3 separate regions of the Homo sapiens genome follow, and regions 2 and 3 are each linked to region 1. Evidence: chromatin contacts called from ENCODE Hi-C data. All regions are on one chromosome and are shown on one strand. Each heading gives the region's core, a stretch centred on a gene start or an enhancer-like site at or near the end of the contact. The rest is flanking DNA. Distances are from core to core; before and after follow the strand shown.

Region 1 (3,797 bases), core at 945-3,444:
ATGGTATAGCTTTTTCGTTTTTATACTTGTTTCTCCTAAAAGCCTATGAAATCCTTAAGGCAAGAGATATCTTCCTATGATGTTCTGGCACATAACAAAAATGTAAGATTAAATGAAGGACTCTACCACAGTTTAGCAAGCACCATTTATTTAATCAACGTTATTCAGCTCCTTTCCAACACTTTACCACTTCTAATACACTTCTTGGCAACTTTATGTGCTGCAGATCTAGGCCATATGTGCAGAATGAAATCTCTCTAGCACTGTCTTTTCTACATGTATGCCAAAATACCGACATTGCTACTGAAACTCCCCACAAAACATTTGAAATGAACATGAAAATAAATTTGTTTCCTCTGCCTGAGGCATCAGTCTCATAAAACTTGCCCACCAAAGCCTTGCATTTAGAATGCTGTTTTATTAATAAGAACATCACTGGTGAGAAAGTGTGACTGATAAAGACCTCTGATACCTAATAACTGTGATCATTGGGGAATGTCTGCCATATCCCTTCCACTTCAAACATTAATGACTGATACTAACCATCATCTAAAAAAAAAAATGGGCCAAACTCCTTGTGATGCAAGGAGCAAAAATGAAGCATGGAATTAAAATTAGTTTTCAGACTAAATGATCAACATTGTGCTTTGCTTTTGAAGCTCACAGTAATCAGTGAAACTAAAATATATATATATATATTTTAAAAATCACAGGTGTGTATAATTGCCTGAGGCCTCTTCCTAAATTCAACACAGATATTCAACTTCAACTGCTAAAATGGAATAAAAAGGTAGCATTTCCGGCATACAATGTATATTTAAAAATTAAAATTAGTGATAATGTTGAGTTACAATGACCTATTGAAGTCACAATTATTTCAGTTTATTTTTGAGTTTTCCGACCTGAAGGACAAAAGTCCCACACCAAAAAAAGGTAGAATATGAAAAAAAAGTCATTACGGTGTCATTAACCTGAAAAAACGTGATTTTAACTATACTTTGCCACACTCAACGTTACAAATAAAAGAATCTTACCATGCCATTATGCCTTGATTAACTGCGCTCCGGAATCAATCATGGCCTATGGTGTACGATTATAAAACAGAAAAAACAAAGTTCCATCTCATTTCTTTGTACACACATCATTACACAAAGGTGGAGAAACCCTGTGCTAATGTTTGAAGACTATTCTTTTTTTTTTCCAAGAGAAAAAGTTAACACTAGGACTTTATATATTAAGTAATTAAGTAAAAATAACGCTGTCTAAATTATTTTGAAATGCTGCCTCTCTTCCAAGTTCCAAACTATCTCAATTCACTTAGAAAAACGTTTAATCAAAAAACAATTCTAGGCTTCTGATATCCTAATGTAGAAAAAATGCAGATACTCAACACTTAAGATTTTGTTAGCGCACCAAATCATTCCATCTTTTACTTTCAATATTCCTTAAATAATAAAAAGACGGGAGAGATAATTCAGTTGCAAAGACTGGAGGAAACTTGCAGAACTTCTAGTGGAAGTTTATGCCATAAACTTAATAGCCCAGCCAGAACAATCACATTCTACTGCAAGCCAAATGGAGAAAAGAGTACCTTGGAGTGCCCCTATTTAATAAACACGGAACGAGGAAACAGTTAACTGTAAATACAGTCTAGAGGTATCCAGGTGACTGACAGTTCTCCAGAGACCCCGAGAACAGCGTAAAAGACCCCTTGAGGTCACCTCACCCCTGCGAGTCCACGGATTGGGACCTGAGGGAGTTCTCGCCAGCCCGAGGGCGAAAAACGGGCGAGGAGGAACAGATGCTCCTCCCTGGAAACCGCCCGGCCGGTTTCCGCTCTTTCAAAAAAGGGAATCACCCGTTTCTTCCATCCCGACCTCATCCATTCCTCGAACGCTCCTTCTGGATGAGGAAGATGGGCAGTGTCAAGGTTTTCTGGAGGAGAGGAGATCTGGGTCCCAAACACAGGAAAGGCCCCGAAGGCACGCGTACCCCAAGGCCGGTATGTCACCCGGAAGGGTGACGGCAGCCTGCGTGGCGTCTGAGCTAGACGGAGCATCTCCCCCTCCCCTGGTCCGTCGCCATCACCTCCTCTTCCTCCTCCTCCTCGCCCACTCCTGCACTTTCCACCGCGGCGGTCGCCTCCCCGGAAAGCACTCTCAACTCCGGCGCCCGCAGGCCACTTCCGCCTATGTGTCCCTGCGCGCGTGCGCAGACGCGTGGCCCCGCCTCCCGACAGGCCTGTGTGGCCGGTGGCGGGCGGGCCGTTACCTCCCGCGCATGCTCTATGGGGTAGAGACGCTAGGCCGGCACTGCCTAGGTGGGCCGGGCGGTGCGAGGGTCGCCTTTCAGCCTTTACCTCTACCCACTGAAATGGAGTAGGTCGGTGAGCGCCGATCTGCTGGAGAATCTCATTATCCCATCGGCGCTCTGCCTGCTCCTGGCCTCCAAGCCTCTGAAGCCCCTCGGGTTTCAGCTGCCGGCTACCCTCGAGCCCGTGGTGCCCACGAGAGAGGCGACTTTACGTCAGCGGCCCTGGGCTGAGATTTGAGAACGCGACCAAGTGGAGAATGTTGGAGCCAGATTTTAAAATCCTTGTCTTCCTTCTGCGTGCTACTTGATCTAAATGAGATACGGCAAAGTCACAGAACCTGTTTTTATGTTTTTGCCTGATTCATACGGGCTTCTCCGGTGAAGATGGGCCTGAAGTAACGCTTGGGTTGCTTCTGACGTTATAACTCATCCTGTAGCTGCAGCAACCGTGGTCCTTGCAACCTCATAAAAATGTTGCCAGCATTGTTTCGATAGTGCTGCTTAATTCTTGGAAGGTAAATCTCAAAGCTTGAGGACCAGCCATCAAAACTTTTGTAAAAGGTTTTCCCCGCGTTTAGGGCCTCATCCATCACCACTGAGATGTAATAACGTAAAAACCAAGACGGTTTGGGGATGAGCTGTTTTCAGAGAATAATTAAGGAAAATATTACTGTAACGAAGATGGACAATTTTTGAAAGCATGCCTTGAATACCAGAAAGGGATGAATTGGATTAATATGTATGTTAGAATCCAGTCAGTTATGGACAACTTTTAAAATTTTACAGGCACTCTTCAGAAAGGGTAGCATTTGTGTCTTGTATTGGGATCGAGGGTTTGTAAGAAAGCAAGGCACCTACTTTGGTGGTGAGAAAAAAAGGTCTGGGTAGACATTTTCGTTTAATACTTGCCAACGTTGTTAGGCTGGTGTTAGCAACACTTAGGAATGTTGGAATTAAGGCTTAGAGAACTTAAATTTCCTAAAGAGATAGTAAATGACAAAACCTTTCAGTGATGCCATATCGTCACTGTATAATGTGAATTTAGTACTACTGTTAGCCATTTATATGGTGGTTATTTATCAAGTATTTATTAAATGGGCATATGTATAGCTCATATCGTAAACTATGCGTATGAGCTCCCTGTCCTGAAGAAATTAGGGGTTTCCATGAGAAAGTAAATGGCAGTATAAAACAACTTAAGGTACAAGAGGTGTTACAAGGTACCATCTGCTCATGCCTGGACAATTGCAGTAGCCGTGAGCATAGCTTTCTGCATTCCCTTTATTTCTCTACATAGTTGCATTCAGCAGCTGGAGTGATCCCATTAGAACCTGAATATGCCACTCCTCTGTGCAGAACCTTTTAGCGGTTTACCATTTTACTCAGATTAAAGTTCAAAATTCTTACCCTGACTTTTAAGACTGAACTTATTCTTGATGGATCACATCCAAGCTACACTTCAGAGCTTTTCTAATTGCCCCCAA
Region 2 (3,797 bases), core at 644-3,143, 3.7 Mb before region 1:
AGAGCTTGAGGCGCCTTGACCAGTTGATGAAGTGGTGGCTTTAATTTGCGATTCTTGTGCAAACATTTGATAATGGGAATTGGATGTGTAGGTATTGGGCTTTCTCGTGGACACTGAAATTCCATTCATTGAACAACACCTTATTTCCTGTATAGAGAATGGTGCTAGGGGCCAGCGTCAAATTTGAAGATGAAGTCTGACTGAAGGTCATCGTTTGGAGTTGGGGTGGGGTGAAGAGTAGACAAACCTTAAAATACAGAGACGAGTGCTGCAGTGAGCACGCGTGAGTGCTTAGGCAGCGCTTGAAGAGGGAGTTACCGATTTGGCCCTGGAAGTCAGGAAGGCTATCCTTTTAAGGTGATCCCTGAGCTGGGAGTTTGTTTCAAACGGTGGGGACCGCAGGTAGAAGCACCGCTTAAGGGGAACGGCGATTCGACTCGCAGTGACTTAAGGGTTGGCGTGGTGCTTGTTCCTGGGCGTGGGGAGGACAGGAAACCGCGGGGTCTGTGAGACGCCCCGTGGTTGTTGAAACGCTGTTGGGGGGCACAAACGAATAGGGCTTTAGGAAGAAAACTGGTGGGAGGAGCCTTGTGGCTCCAAGGTAGGTTAGGAACTGGAGCGAGATGGAGCACGGAGGAGTGAGGCGGCCCGAAGGATGCCCGGGGAGACATGGAGGAACTGGCGAGGGCTTCCCGATGCAGGGCCTGGGGGAGAGGGTGAACTAATGCCTCTGCAGTGCCCCGTGGGGAAGTTCCGCATACTCGGCCAGAGTGATCGGAGTTGGCGGCTGTCTGGGGGAGTTGGGTCAGGAAGCCCCTTCTTTCGCCACCGATGGGGCACGTCCAGGGCCCGGCAGGTGTGCCCTGGCAGTAGATCTTCCCTGGGAAGTGGAGCGCGGGCCAGCCCTCGCTGTTCTGAGCGAGGGCCTGTCGTGTAGTCCACACCGTTCCGCGAAAGGAACCACCATTGACAGCCTCGTTCGATTAGAACCCGGACCTCCCTGGAATCCAGACTCGGTCCCTTCCCAGCTGCGCTTCGGAGGAGGCGGACGCTCCGAGAGGAACCCAGAGGCCTGGCGTGGGGGGAGCTGCGGGCAGAGCGGAGGCAGCCGCGCCCTCGCGCCGCCCTCCGCCGCGCCCGGCTCCCGCCCCCCGGATCCCACCCCCGGCCTGCCGCGGAGCCAGCGTGCCAGCCGGAGCTCGCCGGGCCACCCCGCGGGGCGCGCGGCCCGGGCTCCGGGTCTTGGCGGCGGCCGGTGGGGCGGGCATGGGGTGGGGTGGGTGCTCCACCTGGCCACGCCGCCGGCCCTTCGCGGGCTGGCCCGGCCCCGGACGGGCGGGCGCACGGAGGCCGCCTCTTGGGCTCCTCCTGGAGGGAGGCGCGCGGTAGACGGCGCGGCCGCTGCCGTCGGGGCGGTGGGCTCCAGACGCGGGCCGGCTCGCTCGCATGGTTCCCTGCCCCATCTCGGGTCCGTCGCTGCCCGTCCTGGTGTGCACAACCGCGCTGCGCCTCGAACCTCGAGGTCCAGGTCCCGCCTGCCCTGGGCCGGGCCGCAAGCGCCCACGTCGAGGCGGGCTGGGGGGCGGTGCCGCGGGCCAGGCCGACCCCGCAAGCGGGACTGGGGAAGTCGGAGCCCCGCCCACCACCCCGCCCCCCGCGCTCGCGGCCCCGCCCCCGACTGCCCCGCTCCTCCCCTTCCTGCCGGCTCGCTCCCGGCCCCGCCGGCCGCCCGCCTCGGCCCCGAGCGGAGCCCACTGCTCCCCTCGGCTGCCCCGCCCCGCCGCCGCCCCGCCCCTCCCGCGCGGGCGGCCCGAAAACCCGGAGCGCGGGAGCGCGGCTCCGCAGGGCCGGGCGGCCGCACTGGGCATGCTCAGTAGCCGGGGCAGGTTTTTTGGTCGCAAGTAGGAAGCTTTCTGCACTACACCGGAGAGGGGAGCCGCGATCCGGCCGCGCCGCCCGCACGCCGCCGCGCCCGCCCCAGCCCGCCCGGCCCCGCGGCGGGGCGCGATGAGCCCGAGCGCGAGCCGGCCCGCCGGGGAGTGAGCGCGGGGCGCCCAGGGCGCGTTGCGTAGCTGCTCCTGCGCACAACCCCGCCGCGCCGCCGGCCCGCACTGGCCGCGGAGTGCAAGAGGCTCGTCCGTGCCCAGCGCCCGGCCGGCCGCGGGAGCAGGAAGCGCAGGCCACGCAGGACCCAACTGAAACAAAGTGTCGGCCGCCCGGCGCCGGCGCCCGCCCCGACCCTGCCCCTCCCGCCCGCAACTCCGCCGCCCACCATGGCTTCCGAGGAGCTGTACGAGGTACCTCCCCTCCCCCCGGCCTCGGGCCGCCCCCCGCCCGCCGCCCCTCCCGGCCCGGCCGCGCCGCCCGACGGCCCCGCTCGCCGCCCGCGCCCGCCGCGTCCCCTCCCCCGCCGCGGCCGCAGTTTGCTGGACGGGAAATGTGTGTGAGGGGAGCCCGAGCCTCCGTTCCGAGGGGCCCCGGCCGGGGGGTCCTGAAGTTGCCGGGCGTGGGGTGGGGGGGGGGGTCCCAGCCGTGGGGAAGTGGTGCTGACACAAGTGACTTGCTCGGACTGAGCTCAAAGTGCTCTTGGCGTGGGTCGTGGAAGTGGTGCCTCCGTTGCCGCTCGGCGGGGACCGTGGGCGGTACGGGGGGTGGGGTGTGGGGGGGTTTCTGGATCATTTGATAAAGCATTTGGGAGAGGGTTTTGCCCCTGGTCGGGGGGTGGCGGGGAGAAGACCGGTGCAAACGCTTTCGACTTTGCTGTTCGCCAAAGCGATGCAAAATCTCGCACCGAAAATGCTAAACGTTGACCACATGCTTTAATTAGGTTAGCATTGTGGCCAGAGCCAGGAAATTTAAATTTAACGCTGATACACCGTCATTCATTTGCGCCGCAGCGTTGCAAATGAGAAGGGCATAGCCAGAACTGTAAGTTCTGGTCGATGGGTTTAAACCAGCTTCAAGTTTGAGAGTTACCAATTTGGATCTTTAGACATGTTTTGTATGTCTCCATGTAACTTCTTTTGACGTATTTCAAAGTAGACTTCCTGGGAGTACAGAAGTTTGGAAGGCTTTCTGTTCTTCTGGATAAATGATTCTCTTGTTTCACATGTATTTATAAATAAGTTCCTAAGAGACTTAAAACTTGCGAAGACTCTCTAGACTCACCTTTATGATGCGTTTAGGGACCTGGGTGTTGAGGGACTTAAGGAAGCATCTGTAACAAGTAGAGCCCTGTGGCCCCAGGGATCCTTTCAGTTGTCTTCTCTTATGGGCGTATTATTGCTGTTGGCATAGAATAGAGCTTTGTTGTCTGCGATGTTAGTCTTCTAGCAACTTTTTTGTTGCTTTTTAAGAGCAAGTGTTTGCAGAAGTTCTCAGGAGGAAGCTGCCATCTGTAGAATTAAGGGTAAGGTTGTTGCTTCTCCTTACATTGTATGTGGTCAGTATACCTTAGCTGGTACTGAAAATGTTCCATTCTTTTCAACCATTTTACACATTAGCTGTGCCCCGCTGTATTCAGGATACTATTTTAGGTCATTTGGGGATGTAAAAGAAGAAAAATCTCCCTGTTCTCAGGAGCTTTCCTTCTAGGAAGGAAAGTGTTGTGTGTCTGGAAGACACAGAAATGGAGGCTAGGATGTTTGAGGTTGAGGTCTTCCAGGTGAAGTCTGTACAGGGGGAAGTACATAGCATGAGGGTATGGGGGATTTTAGTTTCTACATTAGATCATTCTTTGGTTGTTTAGTCATGAGTGTTCACTCTTGGCATTTGCTTTTATGAGTATGATTACATAA
Region 3 (3,797 bases), core at 1-2,500, 3.2 Mb before region 1:
ACTCTTCCAGTGCTCAAGGGAAGTTTTACATATGCAACACACTGGCCTTAACTTCACAAATGACTGATTTCCATCCCTTTTTTCTCTTCTGCAGAAACATAACACTAATCATGCTCCTAGAATAACTACCAAGATAGCCTTTAGGGGGAAAACGTCACAAGACATGAACGTCTCCCCTGGTAGAAAGAAAGGCTCCTCCCCGAGGTCTCAGAGGCCACACCTGTAGGCAGGAGCACGCTTTTCGATGGCGGAGCCCGGTCCTTGCCTCGCAGCCGCCGGCAAACCACGGTGGCTCCCAGTCCCCGGGGATATTCCGCGTCAGCCCGCACCCCCGGTCCCCGGCCCCTGGCCCCCCGCCCCCGGCCCCCGGTGCCCGCTGGGTCACCTGTAATTGTAGGCGCTGAAACGCTTGCTCTCTCTCAGCATCGCCCGGTACAGAGATAACACTTGTGCGCGACTGGAGGCTGCCATTTTGGAAAGAAAAAAAAATAAACGGGTCCTCTTCGCCGAGGTCCCAAGTACGACCCAACCCACGAAACTCCAGCCTGTGCGGAAACCACGAACGAAATAAAATGCTGCGGCTCGGCTTTGCCAGCGGGCCGGGCCTAAGCCTAAGCGGGCAGCCCTGCGGATCGCGGACGGCGCCAGGCGTCCCGCGCCGCTTCGGGGGCGGGCGCAGGCAGGGCTCGGGGCAGCTAAGGGGGCGGTGCTGGGAGGGAGATGCCTCCGCCCCGCCCCGATCCCGCCCCCGCCCGGAGGCTCGGGACCCAGCAGCCGCTCCACGCGGCGGGAGGGCGGGGAAATAAGAGGACTGGCCGCCCGTGCATCCAGCCAAGCTCCTGGCGGACGGATATCGGAGGCCCAGGCATTCGAGGGACGTGCAGTTGCATCACGGAGAGCCTTTGGGAACCGTCTGGGGTCTTGGCGGAGACATTTGTGTTTCGGGGGCAGCGCCCCTTCCTACATCCAGGAGGCCGCGTTGCCCGGGTTACCGAAGGCCGCCGCACCGACGCCCCGCCCCTGACCGCCGATGCCCCTCCCACGCCGGCTGCGGTCGCCCTCGGCGCTGCCTGAGAGAGTTTGCGGGATTTCAAGGGTGACTTGATTTCGCCTGATCCTGGTCGGCAGGGTGGGGTTTCTTGGCATTCCTCAGGCCGGGGGATGCGACGTCTGGGTGTGGAGGTGATGAGCTAGGGGTTCTGTGGCACTCCGGCTCTGCTCAGGGCGACCTGCGTAGGGGCCTCTGGGGCAGGCCCGCTTTCTGTCAAAATGGCAGCGCCCAGCGTGCGCGGGTATCTCTGAAGTTGGGGTTTAAGATTCTTGCCCGTGAGAGCGAACGAGCCTGCCGTACTTCTGATTTTGAAACACCTGGGTCTGGGCTTCCCGGGCGAGCGGTGGGTGAGTGCCGGCCTCATTGCAGCCTGGGGTACGACGTGGGCGGTTGGTGTTGTAGGGGGTTTACATTGGCCGTGGATTTTTTCCTCTTTCCGGATGTGTTTTTGCTTTTGAGTGAAGAGTTCCCGTGGTTTTGTAACCTAATAAATGCATAAAATGCAGCTTGGGTTGTAGACTTTGGAGAATAATTAGAGACCTTTAGGGCTTTAGGCTTTCTCCAAGAAGCGGAGCAAGTTTTCAACCATGGCTTTCTTCAGAAGACTGCAGCTTTTTTGAATCATCTTATTAAAGTGGTGGATAAAGTTGCTTGTTCTGATCTTTGAGCATGGCACTGGACGCAGGAAGCTTCAGCCAGTCCTAGTTACTGTGTTTGCAAAGCACTTTTCTTGTTTTTGGAATCTTGCTTTATGTAATCAACCTTAGGAAGAACCACACCTTTCTGCACTCAAGCACAGCGAGAAGTACGTTATGCGTGAAAACAAAACAACTTTGCATTAAAATCCATCTTTCTCCGAACCACTTGGTCACGGTTGTGTTCTCATCTGCTTTAGTGTATTTGGTTTTGAAACGATATACCTGCTGTATGTCTAAACAACTTTATATTTTCAGGAACTTTTCTGTTTCCTTTTCTTTTTTTTGAGATGGAGTCTCGCTCTGTCGCCCAGGCTGGAGTGCAGTGGCGGGATCTCGGGCTCACTGCAACCTATGCCTCCCAGGTTCAAGCCATTCTCCTGCCTCAGCCTCCTGAGTGGCTGGGATTACAGGCGCGCGCTACCTCGCCCAGCTAATTTTTGTATTTTTAGTAGAGACAGGGTTTCACCATGTTGGTCAGGCTGGTCTCGAACTCCTGACCTCAGGCAATCCGCCCGCCTCGGCCTCCCAAAATGCTGGGATTACAGGTGTGAGTCATCACGCCCAGCCTCTATTTTCAGGAACTTTAAAGGCAGAAAAAACACTTCTCTGACCTTACCATTCTTTAGTGTACTTGCAACCTGGTGTCCTTGCATCCAGATATTCTTACTAATCCTGATGCAATGACATTTTTTAAAAGGCACTGAAGAGAAAATACTTTTATTAAGATATCTTTAAGTCTCCTCCCTGATTTCTTGAAAATCTCATGTCTGTTATTGTTTATTATTATTTTTTAAACAGGATAGCAAAACTTCTATTACTTCCTGGTTGGTCAGGTCATTGAGCAAATCTAGCCTCTGCTTTATTGAAAGGACTTTTTTGAGTTTTCCCTTTGCTATTTCTTAAAGGATCCAAGACCAAGGCAATTGCACATTGTTATAGAGTAAGATTCAGAGCTGATTTCTCTTGATACACTATTGTGTGCCAGTGATATGAAATGATATGCGGCACCTCAAAGCTACAACATTAATGCAAGTTACTGATAGAGAATGCTATCAGAGTGAAAAGGAAAAACTTGAAGATTATTTTGGCTTTTTTAAAAATAGCAAAGATTACATTATTTTATTATATTTTGCTTTTGAGAGTAAAGTTGGAATAATTACTATATACAATTGTTTCTACCTAATTATCAAGGAATTTAATCATTAACGTACATAATTAATGTATCTAAATTACTCAACTTTGTTGTAATCAAATAAAACTTTTCCAAATAAATATGTATAGTTTAAATAGTTTGGGTAGCTTAGTCCTCTGTTAGTACGAGCAATGGTTGCAGTTAGGAAAGTGATAGGCTTCCCAGTTAATTCTGAGCCAAGTCTTCATAAAAATACCTTATTATTTTATTTAAAATGGTTTACCAATGTGTTGGACATCATTGCCTGGAGAGGCTAAAAGAAAATAATCATTCCGTAGCTACATCTCACTTTTGCACATCTTCATTGCGGAGATGACTTAAAAAAAATAACTCGATTTGAGATTGTAAGTAGATTTGGGCCAGAAGCTGAAGAATGGACCTTACACATACGTCCTTTAATAGTCATTCTATTCTGGGTTGAAATTTTTCTTAGAGAGTATCTGTAAAACAGGAGGTACCATTTAGGCATCAAAACGTAAAAATTTCTTTAGTATTCATTTATCAAAAGTTATCGACTACCTGTAGTTCTTTATGGAAGATCATGTGTTACCTTCTATTAAAATTAGGGTTGTTAATGACCACTTAATGCTTTGTGAAGAGAAATTTCTCTAATCATAATAAACAGTGTAACAACAATTTACTGTCCTTAAGCTTAAATATCAAAATGATGTATAAAGTAAAATTTGTATAGTAGTAGTAACTTACGATATTATTTAGAAATTGTTCAGCTGGGCATGGTGGCTCACACCTGTAATCCCAGCACTTTGGGAGGTTGAGGCAGGTGGATTGCTTGAGCCCAGGAGTTTGAGACCAGCCTGGGCAACATGGCAAAACCCCATCTATACAAAAAATACAT

What was found. Hi-C counts contacts between places; a loop is a spot of excess contacts on that map. Pooled maps may share reads with other maps.
Region 2: a map of CD4-positive, alpha-beta T cell shows a loop between it and region 1 (7-fold over the local background). The contact joins the promoter of CDYL here to the promoter of SLC35B3 in region 1. A Hi-C loop is called at or near these places in 4 of 168 maps with a recorded cell type or tissue (CD4-positive, alpha-beta T cell, CD8-positive, alpha-beta T cell and naive thymus-derived CD4-positive, alpha-beta T cell) and 11 of 50 pooled maps.
Region 3: a map of CD4-positive, alpha-beta T cell shows a loop between it and region 1 (5-fold over the local background). The contact joins the promoter of FARS2 here to the promoter of SLC35B3 in region 1. A Hi-C loop is called at or near these places in 3 of 168 maps with a recorded cell type or tissue (CD4-positive, alpha-beta T cell and naive thymus-derived CD4-positive, alpha-beta T cell) and 7 of 50 pooled maps.

Annotation. Positions count from the first base shown.
Region 1 is chr6:8,433,351-8,437,147 of GRCh38, forward strand. It overlaps SLC35B3 (solute carrier family 35 member B3), which reads right to left and starts at 2,195. Exons shown (of 10, transcript NM_001370479.2): 1 at 1,993-2,195. It overlaps LOC100506207 (a long non-coding RNA gene), which reads left to right and starts at 2,273. Exons shown (of 5, transcript NR_038980.1): 1 at 2,273-2,828. RefSeq lists enhancers at 1,823-1,962, 1,935-2,476, 1,973-2,032, 2,233-2,402, 2,343-2,422 and 1 more.
Region 2 is chr6:4,774,511-4,778,307 of GRCh38, forward strand. CDYL (chromodomain Y like) reads left to right here and starts at 1,894. Exons shown (of 7, transcript NM_004824.4): 1 at 1,894-2,297. The coding sequence starts at 2,274. CDYL-AS1 (CDYL antisense RNA 1) reads right to left here and starts at 916. Exons shown (of 2, transcript NR_183279.1): 1 at 762-916; 2 at 16-247. RefSeq lists an enhancer at 585-1,238 and silencers at 1,046-1,675, 1,696-2,245.
Region 3 is chr6:5,260,263-5,264,059 of GRCh38, forward strand. It overlaps FARS2 (phenylalanyl-tRNA synthetase 2, mitochondrial), which reads left to right and starts at 1,251. Exons shown (of 7, transcript NM_006567.5): 1 at 1,251-1,398. It overlaps LYRM4 (LYR motif containing 4), which reads right to left and starts at 688. Exons shown (of 3, transcript NM_020408.6): 1 at 386-688. The coding sequence starts at 471. RefSeq lists silencers at 179-488, 549-768.